Regions from separate parts of the Homo sapiens genome. Here region 1 is linked to region 2. Evidence: chromatin contacts called from ENCODE Hi-C or POLR2A ChIA-PET data. All regions are on one chromosome and are shown on one strand. The core of a region is the stretch at or near the end of the contact, and the rest is flanking DNA. Distances in the headings are between cores, read along the strand shown.

Region 1 (5,847 bases), core at 19-2,518, 1.7 Mb before region 2:
GATTTGCTGAGCTTCGGTGCTGACCACCAGTGCAGTGCATTGGGCAGTGCGGGAGGCAAGGTAGCCCTGAAGACAGATGAGGTGAAGGAGAAGGACAGGTCTGAGAGCTTCCCAGGGAGTTCCTGGCAACAGAAAGGTCGGGAGTGTGCAATGGGAATGTGAGAGGTAGGGGGGCATGGTGGAGCTGAGCCATAGCAAGCCAAGTGGAGGCATCTGAGGCAGCCAAAAATGGGATCCTAGACCTTAACCAACAGATGCATTCTAAACGGGGCGGTCTAAGCATCCTTGAAGAATGGGCAAGTTCATTGACTAGTCCATTTATTCATTCATTAGCAGATGTGTTTTAAGCAACTGGCAGATGTTCAAGAGAGAATGGGAGCAGGCCCAGGAAGGTACCATGGCAGGGAGGTCAGGAAGGAAGTGGTGAGCTTAAGAAAGGAGCAGGTTCCCACAGATGCAAAAGAACAACGGGGGTGGCCCTAGAAACCGGTGATTAGGAGCCCCGGTGGCCTGAGAGAGGGGCTCTGTGGGGATGGCAGGGGTGGAGAGCCAGCCAGAGGTGAAGGAGCTATTGGGCAGTTCAAGAGGTACATGGGGTGGGTGGCAAAGGGAGCCCTGAGCTCAGCAGCAGGAGGCTCTAGCAATCAGAAGAGACTAAGAACAGTTATTTATTGAGCTCCTACTAGGAGCTTTAGTGCTGTTCAAGGTGTTTGCAGAGAAGTGGAATGGGAGTGGTTGGTAGCTGGGTAAACATGGCTTTGAGTCTTCACAGGAACCCTACTGTGAATGGCACAAAGGGTAGTGTGGGGTGCAGAAATGGAGGAGCAGCTTGAGGACTTAGCTCTGGCTGGCAGCACCCCTATCTTCCTTCAAAGAGGGTTCAAAGACTAGGGCAGGGAATGGGGGAACACAGCACTGAAGGAATTGACAGGGTGGGGCAGGAGGTAGGCTGGTCTCTTCTGGCTGGGTGGGGTGAGATGGCAGCGGCTTAAGGTCTCTGGGAAGGAGTCAAAGGGAAGGAGGGAGAAAGGGGAGGGGGCAGCCCTGGGGTTTCCCTGAGGAGTCTGGGGAGGAGAAGCTGCAAGGGCACGGCAGATTAGGGTGCCTGTGGAGGAAGGCGGACTTCTGGAGCCTGACTCTGCCAAAGAAAGGAAGCCATGGGGCGGGTTTCTGGGAGCTTGCTAGTGGGTGAGAAGAGGGGGGCCGGCCGGGAGGCGTTTCCGCTCCCCGGGGAGCGAGTGAGCGCCGAGCTGTTCTTGGCTCCTCGCTGGAGCCATTAATCTTGCAGCCGCGGGTGACCTGGATGCCTGGCATTCCAGAGCCGCGAGCTGTTCCGCTCCCGGCCCGCCCCCCGCCGCTCCCTCCCGTGCGCGCTGCCTGGCGCCCTTCGCCCGGCTTTGGGAGGAGGGAGGGTGAGCACAAAGGGAGCCTGGAACGTGGAGGTGGGGGCTCGCTCGCTGCCCAAGGCGCATCCCGGGTCCCGTCGGCGCCTCGCCTGCCTTCCTGCCCTCCTCCGCTGGCCTTCGGGCGTCCTCTTCCCACCCGCACCCAGACCACTTATTTCTTACTAAGGAGCTCTCCTTCCCGAGATCCCGCAGGCCCAAGGTTTTATCAGGGTCCTGTTGGTAGGGGATGGCCAGAGCTCAAAGCCTCCCAGCCCCCACCAGGGCCTTAGAGGTTGGACAAGGCTGCAGGAAGCTTCTGGAAGCAGAGGGCTGGGTCCTCCGGCCCCTTCCTCCCCCAGGGCTGAGGAAACCCAAGCAGCTCTTCCTTGCTCCCTAGTAGCTATTGCAAAGGGAGGTGTCTGATTGACCTCCCTTTTATCTGGGGTCAGTCAACACTAGGAAAGTGTGGCCATTATCACCAATGCCATCTGCTTTTCCTCCTAGGCAAGCCACGCAGCCCCCCAGCACTGCCCTTCTGGCCCTTCTAGGCCAGCAGTGCCCCCTGGGGATCTGGCCTTGAGGCCTGAGGCTGGCCTGTTAGCTCCACCCCCTTGGGAATATTTCTTCTCTCCCTGCGCCCCAGATTCTCCAGCTATAAGATGAGACAGAGTCCTTCCCCACAGAGTCATGCTAAGGCTGAAATGAGATGCAGGCCCTGGGCAAACTGAACGCACAGGTGGACTAGGGGAGGGTCCTCCCTGCCTGAGTCCCAACCTGGCTGCCCCTCCTCAATGGATGTTAACACCCCACTCAATGGATGTTAAGCCAGCGAAGTATGAACACATCCGTTTCAATATTATTGGACTTCCTCGTATTTTCCTCCATGCCACAGAATGATACCATCCTGGGCTCAGCCTTCAAACATCCAAAATGAATCAAGAGCTAACCTGAGTTGCCTCTGTGTCCTCCCTGCCCTGCCCCAGGGACCTGAGTAAATGAATCCTCCCTTCCACATGCCAAGGTCTCAAGCCTTCACCCTTCTGTTCCAGAACTTGCACTGTCCTATATGATAGGTACTTAGCTGCATGTGGCCCAAAGATTGAAATTAATGAAAATAAATTAAATTTAAAATTCAGTTCTCCCATCTTACTAGCCACATTTCCAGTCCTCAGTGGCACGTGTGTCTAGTAGCCACTGCATTGGAGGGTGCCGTATAGAACAATTCCACTCTGGCAGAAAATTCCACTGAATCAGAATGCTGTTCTAGAGACAGTGCCTTTAGGTTCATTAGCGGGAGCCCATAGCCCTGCCCCCCACCTGCTCTCCAGCAAGGTAGGCAGCTGACCTGCTCCTCAGGGGGCAGCCTGGGACTCTCAAGGGGCAGGTGCCTGGGAGGTGGATTTAAGGCTAGAACATCAGATGGAGGGCTCTGTGGTCTGGCTTGGGCTTCTCCTGGCCCTATGGAGAGGGCCTCTGAGCAGTTTCTTTGGGCAATTAACAAAATGATTTAAAAGTCAGGATAGCTTGACCCTTACACACTAATCTTTGGGCCATAGTCATTTTCACTGTACTGCAGACTTTGCATTTCCTTCTGAGCCTGGTTGCTTACATCTCAGTGTTCTTTTCAGACCATGGAAGGAAATGTAGCCCTCAACGGACCTCTCGGCCTGGGTCTGCAGAAGGAGCCCCAGAGCTCTGGGTGGCCTATAAGTACAAACGCCTCACCATGTAGCCAGAGGCAGCCTGGGCCTTTGTAGTGTGGCCAACTGGGGTTTCCATTTGGCAGCACCATTCACCTCCTATGTTTCTCCCCTATAAGTTGGGGATCCCAAATCCTCCCTGGAGGGGCTGGAGGATTCGTGGAATAAGATGTGTAAGGGCCTGGTGTGCCGACAGCCGATGGTGGTTCTGTTCCCCCTTCTTTCATTCTCCCACTGGAAGGAGGACCATGTCACAGCCTACCTGAGTCTCTATTTTCTCATCTGTACATGGGCATCACAGTTCCTACCTCAACAGTCTCGAGCCGTCACAAGGTTCAAGGGATATTGTGGATGTGTTTTAGACATGGTGCCCCTGGCACAAGTGGATGGTGTTTGGGGCTGTCCCATGGCAGTATGTCCCAGTAGAAAGGCAGGGTAGCCCAGTTGTTACTGCAAGGGTCCTGGAATTGGGCTCTGTCATTTACTCCTGACTTAACATGAGCCTTGGTTTCTTCTTCCATGAAACAGGGTTAATAGTGGTACCTTATTCCTGTTATTTTTGAGAGAATGAGAAGCAACTGTGCTCATCCAGTGGTCAGCACTGAGCCCAGGAGGCAATGGGGCCAGCCAACGTGGTCACTGTCACTGATCAAGCCTCTTTCTCCCTACAGGCTACGAACAGCAGCAGGAGCAAGAGAAGCTGGAGCGAGAGATGGCACTGCTGCGCGGCGCCATCGAGGACCAGCGGCGGCGTGCCGAGCTGCTGGAGCAGGCTCTGGGCAATGCGCAGGGCCGGGCAGCTCGAGCCGAAGAGGAGCTGCGCAAGAAGCAGGCCTATGTGGAGAAAGTGGAGCGGCTGCAGCAGGCGCTCGGGCAGCTGCAGGCAGCCTGTGAGAAGCGGGAGCAGCTGGAGCTGCGTCTGCGGACTCGCCTGGAGCAGGAACTCAAGGCCCTGCGTGCACAGCAGGTGAGCTGAGAAAGTCTCCAGGCTAGGGCAGCATCTGAGGATGTTGGCTTCCCTTCCTCCTCGGGGACTGTAGGTTTGGAGGCCAGGGCTGAGGCCCCGGGAGCCCCTGCTTAGATCTAGGCTGCAGGCCCGTTGGAAGGCGGCGAGGATGATTGCTCTCTGCTCCACCTTTGCTGCGTGCTCCCTTCCACTCGTTGTCTTAGTAGAGGCCCTGCCACCTGGCCCATGTCCAGCCTCGGGGGACTCCTGTCCTCGGCAGCAGCAGGGCTAGTTGTCCTTGACCTCTAGAGAAAGTAAGTCAGGAACCTGGATATAGAAGGCCTGCGAGCTTTTTTTTTTTTGAGATGGAATCTCATTCTGTCGCCCAGGCTGGAGTGCAGTGGCGCGAACGCTCACTGCAACTTCCACCTCCCAGGTTCAAGCCATTCTCTTGCCTCAGCCTCCCGAGTAGCTGAGACTACAGGCGTGCGCCACCACGCCCAGCTAATTTTTGTATTTTTAGTAGAGATGAGGTTTCACCATATTGGCCAGGCTGGTCTTGAACCCCTGACCTCACGTGGTCCGCCGACCTTGGCCTCCCAAAGTGCTGGGATTACAGGCATGAGCCACTGCGTCTGGCCACCAGCCAGCTTTTATATGCCTCCCCAAGATTGGGAGGAAAGATGGTTGTCCAGATCCACTGTGCTTAGCCTCACTTCGGACTTCTGTGTAAACAACTCTTGGTGTTTACAAACCAAATAGAGTTATTTCTCCACTCCCAAACCTACCCTTGCCACAGAGGTAGTGTGACTGAACCCCCTGGTTTGCCCAGTTCTGTTCTAATGTACACCAGTTTTCCCAGTATAATTATTGATAGCACCCCCTTTGCCAGTTTGGAGGATTATCTGTCTGGTCTCTATGCCCTTGCCCTAGGATTCAGGGCAGGGGTATGGGGACCTGTGCTGTATCCCCATTTCGGTAGAGGAAGGATGGGGAAATGTATGCTGTGTATGGCTGAACACGTACATGTACAAGTGACAGTCGTGTGGAGGCGAAGACCAGTGGCTGCCACACCCCAACCTGCACCCTTGACCACGGTCTCTACTCCTTGCTCTGCAGAGACAGGCAGGTGCCCCAGGTGGTAGCAGTGGCAGTGGTGGGTCTCCAGAGCTCAGCGCCCTGCGACTGTCAGAACAACTGCGAGAGAAGGAGGAGCAGATCCTGGCGCTGGAGGCCGACATGACCAAGTGGGAGCAGAAGTATTTGGAGGAACGTGCCATGAGGCAGTTTGCCATGGATGCGGCTGCCACGGCTGCTGCTCAGCGTGACACCACTCTCATCCGACATTCCCCCCAGCCCTCACCCAGCAGCAGCTTCAATGAGGGTCTGCTCACTGGTGGCCACAGGCATCAGGAGATGGAAAGCAGGTTCGGCATTGCAGGCCAGGCACCTGAGGTTGGGGGGGTGGGTGGCAATGTCCAGTCACTGCCCTGCCCTTGATCCCTGATAAACAGGCCCCTTTCCCCATAGAGCTCAGCAGTCCCTCCTGCTTCTGAGCTGAACCTGCATGATTGGCACACCAGGCACTGTAAACATGCATTTGCCCAGAAATACCGAGTCCTTGGTCTGCCCAGGAGACTCTTACTGTGGAGGTGTTGGGTGCCATCCAGTGCTTGGGCCCTGCCTCCCCTCTCCGGAGTGCCGCCCTCCAGGATGAGGGCTGTGCCGCCACTATCATCTGATGAATCTGGAACCCATCCTTAATGGCCTGCCTTTGCTGGTGTGAGAAGGGCCCAGGGCCTTATGCACTGGTGGT
Region 2 (5,282 bases), core at 5-2,504:
TAGTAGCAATCTCATAGGGTTTTGGTGGGAGGAGACAATGCATGTAAAGTGCTTACACAGTGAAAGCTCAATAACTGCTTGCTACTAAATGCACCTAGCAATAAAATCTTGTATAAGGCTTGCCATGTACAAGCGCTACTCTAAGACCTTTATACATACTGATTTTTTCAATCCCCACAACTATGACAGAGATAGATATTACTATTATCTTCATTGTACAGGTGAGAAGCTGAAGCGGAAAGTTTCACAACTTGCCAAAGGTTAGGCAGTTACGAAGAGAGTAGTTAGATTTGAATTGCAATCAGTCTGGCGGTAGAGTCCTTACCCTTAACCATTGCACTATATTCCATCTGCTGAATTGATAAGCTTTGTTAGGAAAGAAGAAAAGAGAGGCCTGGGCAGTCTTGGTAATGTCGAATGGTTTGAGATGTTAAGGAGCACCCGAATATCTCAGAATAGAGCTAACCCCGCTCTCCCCCGCCCCGACCCCATTTAAGATGCATTGATAAGCCTTTAATGAAACTCAAAGTTTACCTTAGCAGGTTTAATATTTGATCTCATCTTCTGAAAGTTCTTACTATCAGTCTTATACACAGCGAGGCGGACTAATTAAGAGGCAAGGGTGATAGGAAACTGGACACACGTCCTCAGCAGGCACAGGAGCAGCACCATATGGCTGACTCACTGGAGGTTTTTAAAAAAGAGAAAGAATATCTTCCGATCAGTACTAAGATGTGGCCTTGCCCATTTGGGAACAGGATTCGCAGACCAAGAAAAGGGTGGCGGGCGTCCCCATGAGCGGGACGTGGGAAGCGCCTCACTTCTGACCTCACGGAGCCTGACCTCGTCCCCCGCGCCTGCCTCCGACCGGCGACGCAGGTTACCTGTAGGGATTCGAATCCACCACCTCTGAGCTCATCTTCTCGATGCGGACCCGGCCGCCCCCTCCGTCGCCGCTCCTCGGGACCTGCAGACTCCTCTCCTGGGCAAGTTCCCGCTCCAGCTCCTGGACCCGCTGCTGCAGGCGCTCCACAGACTCCGCCATGGCTGGGACTCCGGCCGCCAACGCTCCCAGCCCGGGCCTTCGCCGCCGCCTTCGCCCCACGTTGCTCGGCTGGGCCCGCGAGGGGTACGTGGGGAGGCACCTCGCCGCTGCCTTCCTAGCCCAGAGCCCTGGGGACGTGCACCCAGCGCCTCACAGACAGACACGTCTCCGAGACTCCCACAGGCCTTCCTCGGAGCCGCTTCCGGTGCGTCGCAGACATCGCTCCCCCTCATCAAAAACCTGGCTCTTTCGGCTTCCTTCCTCGCTGGGCCGGCTAAACCCGGCCGCAGCAGCACCGGGGTGATAAGTGTCCAGGGCAGGAGGCCAGCGATGTTGCCTTGCTAACCGGGTATCTAAGAGAAACAGGGTCTTTTTATTCTTAGGCTCGACAGTCTGACGGCCCTTTTTCTGAACGGGACCCTGCAGGTCTTCCGCCTGCTGTTGCATTAAATTTGGGGGTGGAAGAGGCTTCTGCGTTGTTCCTTACCCGCAACGATGACCATGGCTTTGCCTTCTTTAAAATTGAGGCCTCCAACTCTGACGCTGACTGGAGAATTGAAACCCGAACACACATTGGGCTCTTTTGGCACTTGACTAGAGCTAAAACCTCGGGATTCAGCGGGCAAGCGTTGCTCAGCAACGGCGCGTAGGCTGTGTGCGGTTGGCTGGAGCCAGACCCCACCCCGGCCTCGGCCCATGCTCTAGAGGGGACGTTGCCCCAATCCTGAAGGACTTCGGCACTCGAGACCTGTGGATGCCGCGTTGCTGTGGCCTGCGGGGGTGATCATGAAGCCAGGTGCTACTGGCGAGTCCGATTTGGCCGAAGTGCTGCCCCAGCACAAGTTCGACAGCAAGTCCCTGGAGGCCTACCTAAACCAGCACTTGTCTGGCTTTGGGGCCGAACGTGAGGCTACGCTGACCATTGCCCAGTACAGGTATGGATGTCAGCCTTTGCCTCCAGCGGAAAAAAATTTGTACATTGAGTTTTCCTTCCTTTGGCCCTGGGTGGTTTCCTAAGTTTCTCCCACCCTGATTGCTTTTCCTGCAGTCAGTGGACGCACCCTACAGGCATGAGCTGCTATTGCCGGCCCTCCGAATTCGATGCTGGGGGCTTCCCAATTGGAGGGCGGTAATGGAAGCGCAATAACGTTCACCATTCTACTATCCAAAGGAATCTTTGTTAAAGGATGGATTTATGTCCCTTGAGGATTCACCAAGGCAATTAAGGCTACAAATTCTGAGAAATAGATGCCTTCTTTTGTGATACAGCCATTAGATCTTTTTCTGAGAAGCTGGTGTAATTCCGTTTGATTGGCCGTATTCCGGGAGGCTGAGTTAATGACACCAGATGGAGGATCCGAATTCGAGTACTAGCTTTTCCACTTAGGAGGTCACAGCACCACTTTGGGCCTCAGGTTTTTTGAAGTGAGGTAATGGAACTGAGTGAGAGGATCCTGAGAGTAGCGTTCCCCACCGGGAATCTGGCTTTAGTCTGATGTTTTACAATAGATAATACATTCTTAAAACTTTATTCTAAAAATAACATTGTTACTAATACAGGGCTACAGAAAGAGTCCTATCATTCAGAAAACTGGATCTGTCACTTGCTGTCTGGGAGTTTAAATATGTTACATAAACACTCTGAGAACTAGTTTCCTAAGTTGTAATACCTATTTTGATTAGTCTTATTAATGAAATGAAATACCGTAATATAGGTGAAAGGGCGTAAAAATTGCAACAACATAGTGTGCTAGTGGTATTTTATCACTAGCATTTATATTCTTTGACTACTGATTTTGGTGAAAATGAAAATAATAATAAATGAGATGGATCAGGGAACATTTTAGGGTGTAGAATTTAAAGGTCCCATGTCCCAATAGATATTGGAAGATGAAGGGAAAGGTGGAATAAAGAATAGCTGAGATTTCTAGGCTAGAAGCCTTGTGTTGTAACAAACTGAAACAGATCAAAGTTCAAATTTCAACTATTTCAATTGCTGTGGAATTTGGACAAGTTACCCTTTGAACATCTAGTCCTGCTTTGGCAAAAAGGAGATAGTAACGTTCATATTGTAGGAGTGTTGAAGAGGTACATAACTGAAAGATACTTAATTCTGAACCAAGCTGAATGTTAAACCATAACCGTGTTCAAAAAATGAAATTAGTTGTAAATTAGTTGTGGTATAAAAATTGCTTCCAGAAATGTTGTATAAGCTTGGTTTAATAAATATATATGGAACTCTGGATCCCACAGAGAACACACATTCATTTCTAGGACACATGAAAAAGTTTATAAAAATTGAAAACACATAGGCCATGAAGGAAGTCTCAGAAACTCAAAAGAATCAATCTTTATATTTTGAAAATGTGTGTTTTGGCCAGGTGCAGTGACTCACACTTGTAATCCCAGCACTTTGGGAGGCCGAGGCACGTGGATCACTTGAGGTCAGGAGTTCAAGACCAGCCTGGCCAACATGGTGAAACCCCCATCTCTACTAAAGATACAAAAATTAGCCGGGCGTGGTGGCACGTGCCTGTAGTCCCAGCTACTTGGGATGCTGAGGCAGGAGAATCGCTTGAACCAGGAGAGGGAGGTTGCAGTGAGCCAAGATTGCACCACCATGCTCCAGCCTAGGTGACAGAGTGAGACTCAAAAAAAAAAAAAAAAAAAAGGAATATGTGTTTTTTTAATACCAAAAGTTTAACAGAAGATAGCTAACAAATACATGTTTATAAATTAAGTGATTCATGGATTAAAGAGCCAATAATCTACATAGACAGTAAAAGACTATCAAAGTTCAGTGTACAGAAATCAACTGCATTTCTCTACTTTAGCAACAGTTAAAATGTAATTTTCAAAAACTTACAGGAGCATCAAAAATATAAATTACCTAAGTAAAAGATGTGCAATACCTTTGTAGAGAAATGATAAAACTTTTATTAGGACCTTAAAAAGAATTTTAAAAATTGAGAGATGCCATGTTGTTGAATAGGAATATTCAATATTGCAAACTTTTTTCTTCCAGTTGATCTATTGATTCAAAGCAATGACAATCAAAATCCTAATTTTTTTCTCTAATTTGAAAAAGTGCTCCTAAATTTTATGTGTAAGAGCGAAGGGCTAAGGATAGCAGAAACATTTTTAAAGAACCACAAGGTGGGAAATTTGAGTTAAGATGGTATGATATTAGCACAGAGATAGACAGACCAATAAAATAGAACAGAGAGTTCACAGAAAGACCCACATATTTATAGAAGTTTGATAAGTGACAATGTTGGCACTGAGAGTCAGTGGGGGGAAAAGAAGAACTTTTCAAGAAGTTATACTGGAATAATTGTTATCTGTATGAAGAAATAGAAATTAGACTCTTTATCTCACACAGTTCCAGGTAGATAAAAGAACTGAATGTTAAACTATAAATGTTTGGAAGATGTGTAAGTTATATTTTTGACTTTAGAGAAGAAAATATTTTAAAGACAACAGCAGAAACCACAAAGGAAATGACTGATAAATTTTCATTAAAAGACTTAAAGTGAAAAGACAGAAGAAAATATTTTCAGTGCATATAATGGTTAAAATATTCAGAATATAACTATAATAGCTCACCAGAAAAATGGGCGAAAACTTGATGATGCTCAACTTTATTATACTGTAGTAATAAGGGAAATGCAAATTAAAAAAAAAAAAACAACACAATGAGAAACCATTTCACACCACCAAATTGACTTTTAAAAAATCTGACAATAGACTGGGTGCAGTGGCTCATGCCTGTAATCCCAGCACTTTGGGAGGCTGAAGCAGGTGGATCACCAGAGGTCGAGTTCGAGACCAGCCTGGCCAACATGGTGAAACCCCGTCTCTACTAAAAATACGAAATTAGCTGGGTGTGGTGGTGGGTACCTGTAAATCCCAGCTACTCGGGAGGCTGAGGCAGGAGAATTGCTTGAACCTGGGAGGCAGAGGCTTTAGTGAGCTGAGATCACAGCACTGCACTCCAGTCTGGGTGAGTCAGAGGCAGACTCCGTCTCAAAAAAAAAAAAAATCTGACAATATCAAGCATCAGGATATGGGGCAACAGGGACTCATATAGGGGTGTGAATTAGTATAGCTGCTATTGAAAAATAACTCAACATGATCTTGTAAAAATGAAGTTGGGAAGATACACATGACCTATGACCTAGCAGTTCTACTCATAGATACATACTCCTGAGACTTTTCTTGTACTACAGTATAAGGG

The links. Hi-C counts contacts between places; a loop is a spot of excess contacts on that map. ChIA-PET counts read pairs that join two places held with the same protein, here RNA polymerase II (POLR2A).
Region 1: a loop to region 2 is called in a map of sigmoid colon, with 8 times the contacts of the local background. The contact joins the enhancer-like site here to the promoter of UBA5 in region 2. A Hi-C loop is called at or near these places in 1 of 168 maps with a recorded cell type or tissue (sigmoid colon). POLR2A ChIA-PET finds 5 or more read pairs at or near these places in 1 of 52 experiments (AG04449).

The regions. Positions count from the first base shown.
Region 1 is chr3:134,359,717-134,365,563 of GRCh38, reverse strand. It overlaps AMOTL2 (angiomotin like 2), which reads left to right. Exons shown (of 10, transcript NM_016201.4): 6 at 3,757-4,052; 7 at 5,151-5,458. Among named protein-coding and RNA genes, the nearest start is that of MIR6827, 5.2 kb to the left of the region's middle. RefSeq lists a silencer at 3,923-4,217 and an enhancer at 5,514-5,847. Within about 2 kb of position 1,268, at least 24 of the 41 ENCODE cell types and tissues checked have a DNase peak (open chromatin) inside an H3K27ac peak, as active enhancers do.
Region 2 is chr3:132,656,301-132,661,582 of GRCh38, reverse strand. It overlaps UBA5 (ubiquitin like modifier activating enzyme 5), which reads right to left and starts at 1,254. Exons shown (of 12, transcript NM_024818.6): 1 at 885-1,254. The coding sequence starts at 1,045. ACAD11 (acyl-CoA dehydrogenase family member 11) reads left to right here and starts at 1,774. Exons shown (of 20, transcript NM_032169.5): 1 at 1,774-1,980. The coding sequence starts at 1,832. The region is part of intron 26 of NPHP3-ACAD11 (NPHP3-ACAD11 readthrough (NMD candidate)); the gene reads left to right. RefSeq lists enhancers at 659-938, 1,309-1,398, 934-1,472.